Regions from separate parts of the Homo sapiens genome. Here region 2 is linked to region 1. The links are chromatin loops, found by intact Hi-C in ENCODE. Cell type or tissue: gastrocnemius medialis. All regions are shown on one strand. Links, peaks and the distances in the headings refer to the core of each region. The heading gives the core; the rest is flanking DNA.

The links. A loop is a pair of places that touch in the nucleus more often than their neighbours do. Peaks named below come from ENCODE experiments on the same cell type or tissue, not always from the same donor. Only the 100,000 strongest peaks of a DNase experiment are listed, where the experiment ranks them.
Region 2: a loop joins it to region 1, with 2.3 times the contacts of the local background. A loop is called at or near these places in 1 of 110 quality-filtered maps.

Annotation. Positions count from the first base shown.
Region 1 is chr15:42,364,277-42,369,657 of GRCh38, reverse strand. The region is part of intron 1 of CAPN3 (calpain 3); the gene reads right to left. Among named protein-coding and RNA genes, the nearest start is that of CAPN3, 7.5 kb to the right of the region's middle. RefSeq lists an enhancer at 5,236-5,381. In gastrocnemius medialis, for the core only: no CTCF peak of the experiment used is centred there; DNase peaks (open chromatin) are centred at 2,457 and 4,650; H3K27ac peaks cover 5,000 bases.
Region 2 is chr15:42,447,668-42,453,048 of GRCh38, reverse strand. It overlaps ZNF106 (zinc finger protein 106), which reads left to right. Exons shown (of 22, transcript NM_001366845.3): 5 at 1,095-3,278; 6 at 4,344-4,977. Among named protein-coding and RNA genes, the nearest start is that of ZNF106, 41 kb to the left of the region's middle. In gastrocnemius medialis, for the core only: no CTCF peak of the experiment used is centred there; DNase peaks (open chromatin) are centred at 3,148 and 4,900; H3K4me3 peaks cover 659 bases; H3K27ac peaks cover 5,000 bases.

The DNA.
Region 1 (5,381 bases), core at 193-5,192:
GATTAATGGAGCAACGTGAAATGATACAGGCAACATACAGGGGCTCCTACTGTCCAAAGATGGAACAATTTGAACATGAAAAAGAAGAATGACTGCAATGGATTAAAACATGCTGCAATACTTCATACTGATCACATTCTTTTTTTTTTCTTCTTTTTGAGATGGTCTTACTGTGTCACTCAGGCTGGAATGCAGTGGCGCAATTTTGGCTCACTGCAGCCCCAACCTCCGTAGCTCAAGTGATCCTCCCACCTCAGCCTCCCAAGTAGCTAGTGACAGAGCAGGAGCATCACCATCTTGGACAAGCACCACCATTTTAAAGTGCCCCTTGATCAAAAACTGCCTAAATCCAACCCAAAGGGCATCAGCCTAATGGCTAATGTCAGTATGACCATAAACCACAAATGACATCTCCAACCAGAAACATTCCAACCGTAAGATAAACTCTCTCCCTGACCAGAGACAAGCCAGCCCCAAGATAACCTCCCCTCCAACCAGAGACATTCCAAACCCACAATGAACTTCTCCTCCACACAGAAACATTCCAAGCCTGTGATAGGCTCTCTCACCCTGAACCCTTAAATACACTTAGTCTGTAAGAGAGAGTACTCCTGACAGAAATCAGCCAGAAGCCCCTCTCAGGTTTATTCTCCAAAATAAACCTGTCTTTATTGAGCCATTTTTCATGTTTCTTTCCTCTTTCTTTTTAACTCTTACAGCTAGGACTATAGGCACAAACCACCATACCTGGCTAATCTTTGTATTTTTGGTAGAGATAGGGTTTCACCATGGTGCCCAAGCTGGTCTTGAACTCCTGGGCTCAAGTGATCCACCCGCCTTGGCCTCCCAAAATGCTGGGACTGCAGGTGTGAGCCACCACGCCCAGCCCACATTCTTAATAGAGCATTGTTTCAAGCTGTAATATTTAAGAATACAGAGAAAATGAAGTATAGTCAATACTCATTATTCTTGGTAGTTATGTTTTATAATAACGCTGAGAACACTGTATTAGTAAATACTGAACCATTGCTCCTAGGGGAACTACAGAGTTAGAGTCCTATGAGTCTCTGGTCACATTTTCATCAACCAATCAATACAGAGCCTTATTTTATGATGTTTCTGCTTAAAGACACCTTATTTAATATTGATTCATTAAATTATTGTTTATTGATTGATGATTCAATAACATTGAACTCACAGCCAACTGACTATAACTTGTGTGTGAACAAAGCTTATCTGACACACGTATTTCCTCCATGAGGCACACCACAGCCTCCTAGAATGCTAGACAGCATTTCAGCACTATGCTTGGAGGTCACCAATAAAAAGCACAGAAATGAGAAAAACATGGCACTAAAGACGTCATGAAAAGGACATTCTTTACAGTATCAAAGCTGAAACAAGAAGGCTGAGTGTTGCCTTGTTTGACCTGAGCTGGGAACAGGCATGTGGGGTGACTCAGATTTTTCACAGCTCTGTGTATGCCCACAAATGACTGCAAAAACACCTCAAGTACTAATTTTGAGGAGACAAACCTTAGCGAGTAGGTGAATTTGCAAATATGGCATCTGCAAATAACAAGGATTGGCTGTGTAAGGTTTATAGCACTGACGTCCTCCATGTTGGAAAAGCCATGCCTATGGCATAAAGTTGGAACACTTTTGTGACTGATCTGAATTAACTAAAAGAGGGATGACATGATTCAAAAACAGGATATGCCTGTAGTCCCAGCTACTCAGAGTCTGAGGCAGGAGGATCACTTAAACCCAGGAGTTCAAGTCCAGTGTGGACAACATAGTGAGACTCCTATCTCTGTTTAAAAAAAAGAGAGAAAAAAATAGGGAGGGTTACCATACAGGGAAAATCAGCTGACTCTATTTCACTGTCTTTTGGGTCACAGCCAGAGAAAATATATTACATTTGCACCTGGAAACATTCTAGTTAGAAATAAGGATGAGTGTTCAGACTGTGAAAGTTACAAGCTGTAGGTTACTCAAGGAGATGGAGCCATCCTTTTCTCTTTAAAACCTTTATATCAGGAAAGAAAGCCATCCATCTGGAAAGGCTGAAAGTAGTTCCCATTTTTGGTCCTATATCTCTGGGGTATTTTAAAAATAGCAGCTTTTATACTATATTTCTGGTGTTCTGGAGTATATAATACACTTCTGAAAGTTCTGATGGTGATTGTTTAAACTTGAAGATTGAATGAAAATGGAAAAGTACGTGTCAGCTCCTCTTCAGCAGAATGCCACCCAGTGTTAGCTGAGGCACCAGGCTTCCTTGTGAATTGTCTTGAACACCACTCCATAGCCTCTGAGAGGGCAGAGCCTCCTCACTCCCACCACAGTTCAGCCGGTTCCTAGCAGCTCCTTTCTGTGTGCTTCTCTCTCCCCACACTCCTGTGCTTTCCACACTCTGAGTGTTGGCTCACCCCTGCTTGTGTAAACCAAAATAGGAACCTCCACCCTCTACCAAGTCACTTGCCTCAGAAGTTTCACAAGCACTCGGAAAGAATTCTGTGAGGGAGGCCGGGTGCAGAGCCTCATGCCTATAATCCCAGCACTTTGGGAGGCTGAGGCGGTGGATCACTGGGGTCAGGAGTTTGAGACCAGCCTAGTCAATATGGTGAAACCCCATCTCTACTAAAAATACAAAAATTAGCCAGGCATGGTGGCGCATGCCTGTAGTCCCAGCAACTAGAGAGGCCAAGGTGGGAGGATTGGTTGAACCTGGGAGGTGGAGGTTGCAGTGAGCTGAGCTGGAGACACTGCACTCCAGCCTGGGCAACAGAGCGAGACCCTGTCTCAAAAAAAAAAAGAAAAAAAAAAAGAAAAAAAAGAATTCTGTGAGGGTCGGGTCGTGGAGAGGAAGAACACCAGGTTAGGGGTCGTCACAAGCCCTGTTGCTTCCTCCACTCCATTTTCCTTTCAGTTCTAGCTCTCCTCCCTCTTGTAAGTAAACGGGCAGGTGTTTTTCTTTCTTTTCTTCCTCGAAAACAATCATACTTAATTCTCCTTCCCCCACCCCAGAGATTATTGTAATTCTGTAATTATAATAATCTTTCTGATTTTTTCTTACAGGTTTTCCTCGAGAAGAGAGAAGATGTTTCTGCCATGTTAAGGGTTCAGAAAGTGAGCACATTTGGCGAAATAAATTTAAAGACTTGACAATAATTCCACAGTAGTAAGAAGATCTACCCTGAAGAATGTCATACTTTTTTTTCTCCTGGTGTAACAGCCCTGGCACAAGGAAGAAGTTGGTTCTGCCTGGATGATGAGGACCTTGGGAAGGGGCAAGAGACCAGGTCATACAGAAAGCAGCAAAAACCAGCCGGTGTGGCTGGGTCCATGTCGATAGACAGCACGGAAGAAAGAAAGAGCCTGGGAAAAGGAATAGGTTGGGGATGGCAGGGTTGTGAGTTAGATGGGAAGGGACTCTTTGTCTTATTTTTCCATTCTGAATGCTTTTCTCCCTCACGTTTTACATTTCACAATTTCCCTCACATTTCTGAATTTCTCTCACATCTCTGAAACTGTGATGCAACTTACATTAGAAAGCTTCCTTCTACTGCACTCAGCTGGGTGATGGTCATGACCTTCCATGGACACCCTCTGATAAGATCAAGAAAGTACTAGTATTGAGAATCTTCTAGACTTGGGAAAATAAGGTTCATGATGAATTATAGCTTGGGAAACTTATCTAAACTCTATTCTTAAAATAAGCCTAATTCAAGAGATTTCTGTGTACCAGAATACAAGGAATAAAGTCATCTATTCAGAGGACTAAGAGGCTGCTGCCGTCTGTCTGGGAAAGAGGTGTCCACAGGTCCAGGTGTTGGTGGAGGGCACTAGCTGGCCCCAGGAGTGAAGAAGAGCAGGGCTAAGGGTGAGGTTGGACTACTGGGCAAAGCACAGATGGATATGGGTATGATAGTAATACCTGGCAGGAAGAAAGGCAAACACCAGAGAAATGTGGCTGAAGTAGAGACCCAGCTCTGAGCTGGGAACGGGTGGGGCCCTGTAATGACAGAGAGGTGGGGACAGGAGTTGAGGGAAAGAGGTGAGGGGAAAAGGTGAGGGGAAAAGACCCATAGCTGGAGCTCCAGCCACCATCAGCAAGTGAGAAGGCACTGGATCTGGAGTTAAGTGGGAAGGTGGCAAGCTCCCCCAACTCCCAACAGCAAATAGAGGAGAGAGCTAAGCAGAAGGTTGCGATGAGAAACTGCAAGGCCCAGCTATCAGCCCAAGGAGCTTGGAGGACAGTGGAGGAAGGGAGAACGGATTTCCTAGGGAAGGAGCTGGAGGTTAAGCTGGAGGTGGCTGTATATCAATGATGCAGTTTTGACTCCGATTCAGGGCTGTGAACTGGAGGCCCAACCAGAAATAACCTCTCCTAGCAGAGCCAAGAAACACTGAGACCATGCTGATGGAGGGAAGTTTAACCTGAAGTCTGGGTTAATCCAGCTGCTAAATACGGTGGGCCCTTCCTTCTCCAAGCTCTAGGTTAGGGTGGGTCTGGAATAACATGGAATTTACAGAAAGGTGACTCCACCTAGCACCAGAGACAGGAGGAGCCCAGGAACCTCATTGTTGTCAGGGTCCACTGCTGGAAGCCCTGGCCAGCTGAGCTGATGGTGCAGGGCAGGGCCCTGTGGAGCAATTCTGGGATCCCATGTTACCAAGGGTGAGGAGAGGACCAGATACCTTTTCATCACAAGGTCCTGCAACTGGCCCTTCACTTCTCATCCCTCCAAAAGAAGCAGGGATCTAGGTTGCCCCTGCTTTGGGAATTGCAGGAGATGAGAGAGAAGAAGCTTAAGAACTCTCCACCTGGCATGACTGAGGCACATGCAGATGGGAAAAACGAAGCCCTTGCTCAGCAAGTTGGTCTCAGTGAGCCTTTAAAGCCAATCACTGGGCAAGGTGCCAAGTTTCCCAGCCAAGTGTGATCCCTCTTTTGTAGTCTCCTTCCTGGCTCTATGATACACTCAGATTTTCACAACCAAATGTACATTTTATATTTGATGTAGATAACTAGAATTGCCCTAAAGGACAAGCAGTCCCCTGCCCATGAGGGGAGCATTCACACACACATCCTCATGCTGAGATGGATGGATGCATTTAGACCAGGCATGAAGTACTCAAACACATTGCTGTAGCTAATATCTTGACTGGTCATAGGCACAAATTAAGCTGGAAAAATGTTTATGATGTTGCCACTTTTAAGAGACTGCATAGCTGCTTGTAGGCAGTAATAAGAGTAGTCTATGTTTACTGAGCACTCAACCATGTGCTGGTCTTAAGCCTTTAGCCTGCATTAACTCATTTAATCCTCAATTAATTAAGAGATGGGTTCTTCAATTATGGTTTTTCTCCATTTTT
Region 2 (5,381 bases), core at 192-5,191, 83 kb before region 1:
AAAATCATGGTATTAAGGGCAGCTGAACATAAAATTGTACTAAATATGATAACTAGGCCGGGCGCAGTGGCTCAAGCCTGTACCCCTGTAATCCCAGCACTTTGGGAGGCCGCGGTGGGTGGATTACCTGAGGTCAGGAGTTTGAGATCAGCCTGGCCAACATGGTGAAACCCCGTCTCTACTAAAAATACAAAAATTAGCCGGGTGTGGTGGCGCATGCCTGTAATCCCAGCTAGTCGGGAGTCTGAGGCAGGAGAATTGCTTGAGCCTGGGAGACAGAGGTTGCAGTGACCTGAGATTGTGCCACTGCACTCCACCCTGGCCAACAGTGCAAGACTCTGTCTCAAAAAAAAAAAAAAAAAAAAAAGATAACTATAGCTATAAAATATACTTGTTCTTTTTCCAAAAAACCTGCATAATACAAAAATAATAATTGGATGATAGGGACAAAATCTCAGAACATGCCAAGAAAAACAAGACCAAGAAAGGGAGGGAATATAAATGTGCCAAATTTTTGTTTGTTTTTTTGAGAGAGTCTCACTGTGTTACCCAGGCTGGAGTGTAATGGCATAATCTCAGCTCACTGCAACCTCCACCTCCTGGGTTCAAGTGATTCTCATTCCTCAGCCTCCCGAGTAGCTGGGGTTACAGGCGTGCTCCACTACGCCTGGCTAATTTTTGTATTTTTAGTAGAGATGGGGTTTCTCCATGTCGGCCATGTTGGTCTTGAATTCCTGACCTAAAGTGAACTGCCCGCCTCGGCCTCCCAAAGTGCTGGAATTATAGATGTGAGCCACCACACCTGGCCAAATGTGCCAAATTTTTAATATTTCTGAGTGATGGGGGAGATGGTTGTAATTACTTGAAATTTAAGTAATTTAAAATGTTTTATTTTTAAATTAATAAGTTGAGGAATATACGTTTAAATATATCATTTAAAGATATGAAAACAACCACTATTAGATATAAAACCAGACTCGGTTACATATTCTAAGTAACGGGAGGAAAGTACAAGGGAAGTTTGGTGGGTTATGCCTTTCAAGGTAGCATAGGAATTCCTTTAAATCGCTAATGAAAAACTGTTTTTCTTCCAGACAAGATGAACCTTCCAATAGCAACCAAGAAATAAACTCTGATGACAGACGACCCCAATGGAGACGAGAAGACCGAATTCCTTACCAAGACAGAGAGAGTTACAGTCAGCCTGCATGGCATCATCGTGGACCTCCACAGCGGGATTGGAAATGGGAAAAAGATGGCTTTAATAATACTAGGAAAAACAGCTTTCCACATTCTTTGAGGAATGGTGGTGGACCAAGAGGACGTTCCGGGTGGCATAAGGGTGTTGCAGGAGGCTCCTCGACTTGGTTTCACAACCATAGTAATTCTGGAGGTGGTTGGCTTTCAAATAGTGGAGCAGTAGATTGGAATCATAATGGTACAGGAAGGAATTCCAGTTGGCTTTCTGAAGGAACAGGTGGCTTTTCCAGTTGGCATATGAACAACAGTAACGGAAACTGGAAATCCAGTGTACGTAGTACAAATAATTGGAATTACAGTGGCCCTGGAGACAAATTTCAACCAGGCAGAAACAGAAATTCTAACTGTCAAATGGAAGACATGACTATGCTATGGAACAAGAAATCTAATAAGTCAAACAAATACAGTCACGACAGATATAATTGGCAGCGGCAAGAAAATGACAAACTTGGTACAGTTGCCACATATAGAGGTCCTTCTGAAGGATTTACAAGTGATAAATTTCCTTCAGAAGGCTTACTCGACTTCAATTTTGAGCAGCTGGAAAGCCAAACCACTAAACAAGCAGACACTGCTACTTCCAAAGTTAGTGGAAAGAATGGCAGTGCGGCAAGGGAAAAGCCTCGTCGCTGGACGCCTTACCCTTCTCAGAAGACTCTGGATTTACAGTCGGGATTGAAAGACATCACTGGTAACAAGTCAGAAATGATAGAGAAACCTCTCTTTGATTTTAGCTTGATAACTACAGGAATACAGGAGCCCCAAACTGATGAAACACGTAATTCCCCAACACAGAAAACACAAAAAGAAATACATACTGGATCTCTTAATCACAAGGCCTCTTCTGATTCCGCTGCTTCCTTCGAGGTGGTGAGACAGTGCCCCACTGCAGAAAAACCTGAACAAGAGCATACACCAAATAAAATGCCATCATTGAAATCCCCACTCCTTCCATGTCCAGCCACTAAATCATTGTCTCAAAAGCAAGATCCAAAGAATATCTCAAAAAACACCAAAACAAATTTTTTTTCCCCTGGAGAACACTCAAATCCCTCGAACAAGCCCACTGTGGAAGATAACCATGGTCCTTACATATCCAAACTGCGTAGTTCATGTCCTCATGTTTTAAAAGGGAATAAAAGTACATTTGGCTCTCAAAAGCAATCTGGTGATAATTTAAATGATACTTTACGAAAGGCCAAAGAGGTGCTACAGTGTCATGAGTCATTGCAAAATCCACTTCTTAGCACTTCTAAAAGTACCAGGAACTATGCAAAAGCAAGTAGAAATGTAGAAGAATCTGAAAAAGGGTCTTTGAAAATTGAGTTTCAAGTGCACGCACTAGAAGATGAAAGTGATGGAGAGACATCTGACACGGAAAAGCATGGAACAAAAATTGGAACCCTAGGTTCTGCAACTACAGAATTGTTATCTGGCAGCACTCGAACTGCTGATGAGAAAGAGGAGGATGACCGCATCCTGAAGACTTCTAGAGAGCTATCCACTTCCCCATGTAATCCCATAGTTCGCCAGAAAGAATCTGAATTACAAATGACATCTGCAGCCAGTCCACACCCTGGCTTATTGCTAGACTTGAAAACCTCTCTAGAAGATGCACAGGTTGATGACTCTATTAAATCTCATGTATCTTATGAAACAGAAGGCTTTGAGAGTGCTAGCTTGGATGCAGAGCTTCAAAAAAGTGACATCAGTCAGCCCTCGGGCCCTCTCCTGCCTGAACTAAGTAAGCTTGGCTTTCCTGCCTCACTTCAGAGGGATCTAACCCGGCACATTAGTTTGAAGAGCAAAACTGGAGTACACCTTCCTGAGCCAAACCTCAATAGTGCCCGCCGCATTCGCAATATTAGCGGTCACCGAAAGAGTGAGACAGAGAAGGAGTCTGGGCTCAAGCCAACCCTACGGCAGATTCTAAATGCATCTCGGAGAAATGTCAACTGGGAACAGGTCATTCAGCAAGTAACCAAGAAAAAGCAAGAGCTGGGCAAAGGCTTACCCAGGTGTGTGCTGCTTTTCGGTGTCTTTTTTTTCCTCACTTTCTTTTAAAGTAACCCTTTGACCCTGATCAAGAGAATTCTACGTGTTTCATTTAATTAAATGTTTGCCAACAATATCTGTTGTAGATGTCTTGATTTAATATCAAATAGTGACTGATACTCTATGACAGATGGAATAAAGTATTTCCTAGCAGAGAGTGCAGGTTAAAATGGAAGCACACCTACTTGAGAAACAAGGTGGTGACGTAGGAAAAAAGTCATGGCTTTACAGGGGTAAAATCCGTCACTTTATAGGGGTAGAAAATGACAGCATAAAAATGTAGAGCTATAGATCTCTGTCTTTTTCTAGATCTTAATTTTGGAATGCGTGCTATAACTTTTAAATACAACTGTTCTCATTACCTTTTACTTAGAACCTACGAATAGTTAACTTTTCTGTATGTACTCTGGGCATTATCTTTATGACTACAACATGCTTTCTCTTAAGCGCTTGTGTAATATTTTGGCTCTTCATCTTATGTTGAGGTACTAGACTTTTCTGAATGCTAAAACAGTGTTCAACGTAAGTTTGCTACTTGAAAGTCATAACTCTGCTGCATGATGATACAGTTCTCCAGGCTTCAGGGGCATTTCTGTACTTGTTGAAATAATGGGTTTATTTCCCCCCACTTTCCTTTCCCACACCTTGTGAGTAGCATTTGAAATTGTAAGTATAAAGCACTTGTAAGTGCTCAGTAAAAGGGTTTTTTTTTTTGTTTTGGTTTGTTTGCTTTTAAAAATTATATGCTGTATGTATTATTATAGATTTAGCGCTCCATATGAAACAAAACTCAATTTTTACTCCCTCAAATATATTATTATAGCTGTATACAAACCTCTAATCTGGTACTTGTGACAACGTAATATATTTATATCTGTACCACTGACTAGACTGTGAGCCCCTTGAAGGCAAGAGCCACCTTACTTTTTATAACCTCAGTGCTTGAGAGAGCCTGGCACATTAAAAAATAATGCCCCTCCCAACAACCATATCCAATTTATGTTTTCATTTTTTCTTTCTTCCTTAAGGTTTGGCATAGAAATGGTACCCCTTGTTCAAAATGAACAAGAAGCCTTAGATTTGGATGGGGAACCTGATCTGTCCAGTCTAGAAGGATTCCAGTGGGAAGGTGTTTCCATTTCCTCGTCCCCTGGCTTGGCAAGAAAGCGAAGCCTTTCTGAGAGCAGCGTGATCATGGACAGAGCTCCTTCTGTGTATAGCTTCTTCAGTGAGGAAGGTACAGGCAAAGAAAATGAGCCCCAGCAGATGGTTTCACCTAGTAACTCATTGAGGGCTGGACAGAGCCAGAAAGCAACCATGCACCTCAAACAAGAAGTGACACCTCGGGCTGCCTCCCTCCGAACAGGTGAAAGGGCTGAAAATGTTGCTACCCAAAGGCGACATAGTGCACAATTATCCTCTGACCATATAATACCTTTGATGCATTTGGCAAAAGACTTGAACAGCCAGGAGAGGTCTATACCACCGTCAGAGAATCAGAATTCCCAGGAGAGTAATGGAGAGGGAAACTGTCTGTCATCAAGCGCATCCTCAGCCCTTGCGATCTCCAGTTTAGCGGATGCAGCCACAGATAGTAGCTGTACCTCTGGTGCTGAACAAAATGATGGCCAAAGTATTAGAAAGAAACGAAGAGCCACTGGAGTGAGTATAATTCCCTCTGCTTTTTGTAGAACATCGCATGTGGCAAGTTGGTTGCTTATGAAAAAAGGTTCAACTGTTTTTCTTGGGTATCTGGGATTGTGATTCTCTCAACTTCTAGAAGAATTGTGAGGTTCTTACTTTCATCCTACTGGTTTCTTACACTGAGTAATTCTGCTAAATTAAATGTAATCTAATATGAATGTACAGTACCAGGAAAATATGAAGTCATATCTAAAACCAGTGTCCAAGCCAATGATTCTTTGTATCACCTGACCAAGGATAAGTCACATATTCAGCTGTAACCCAATCTGTTTTCATAGATGCGTTCTGCACTGCTACTGAAGAAAGGCGTTCTACTGTTGCACTTGTAGGGCATGGATGATTGCTGGATTCAGGAGTGATAG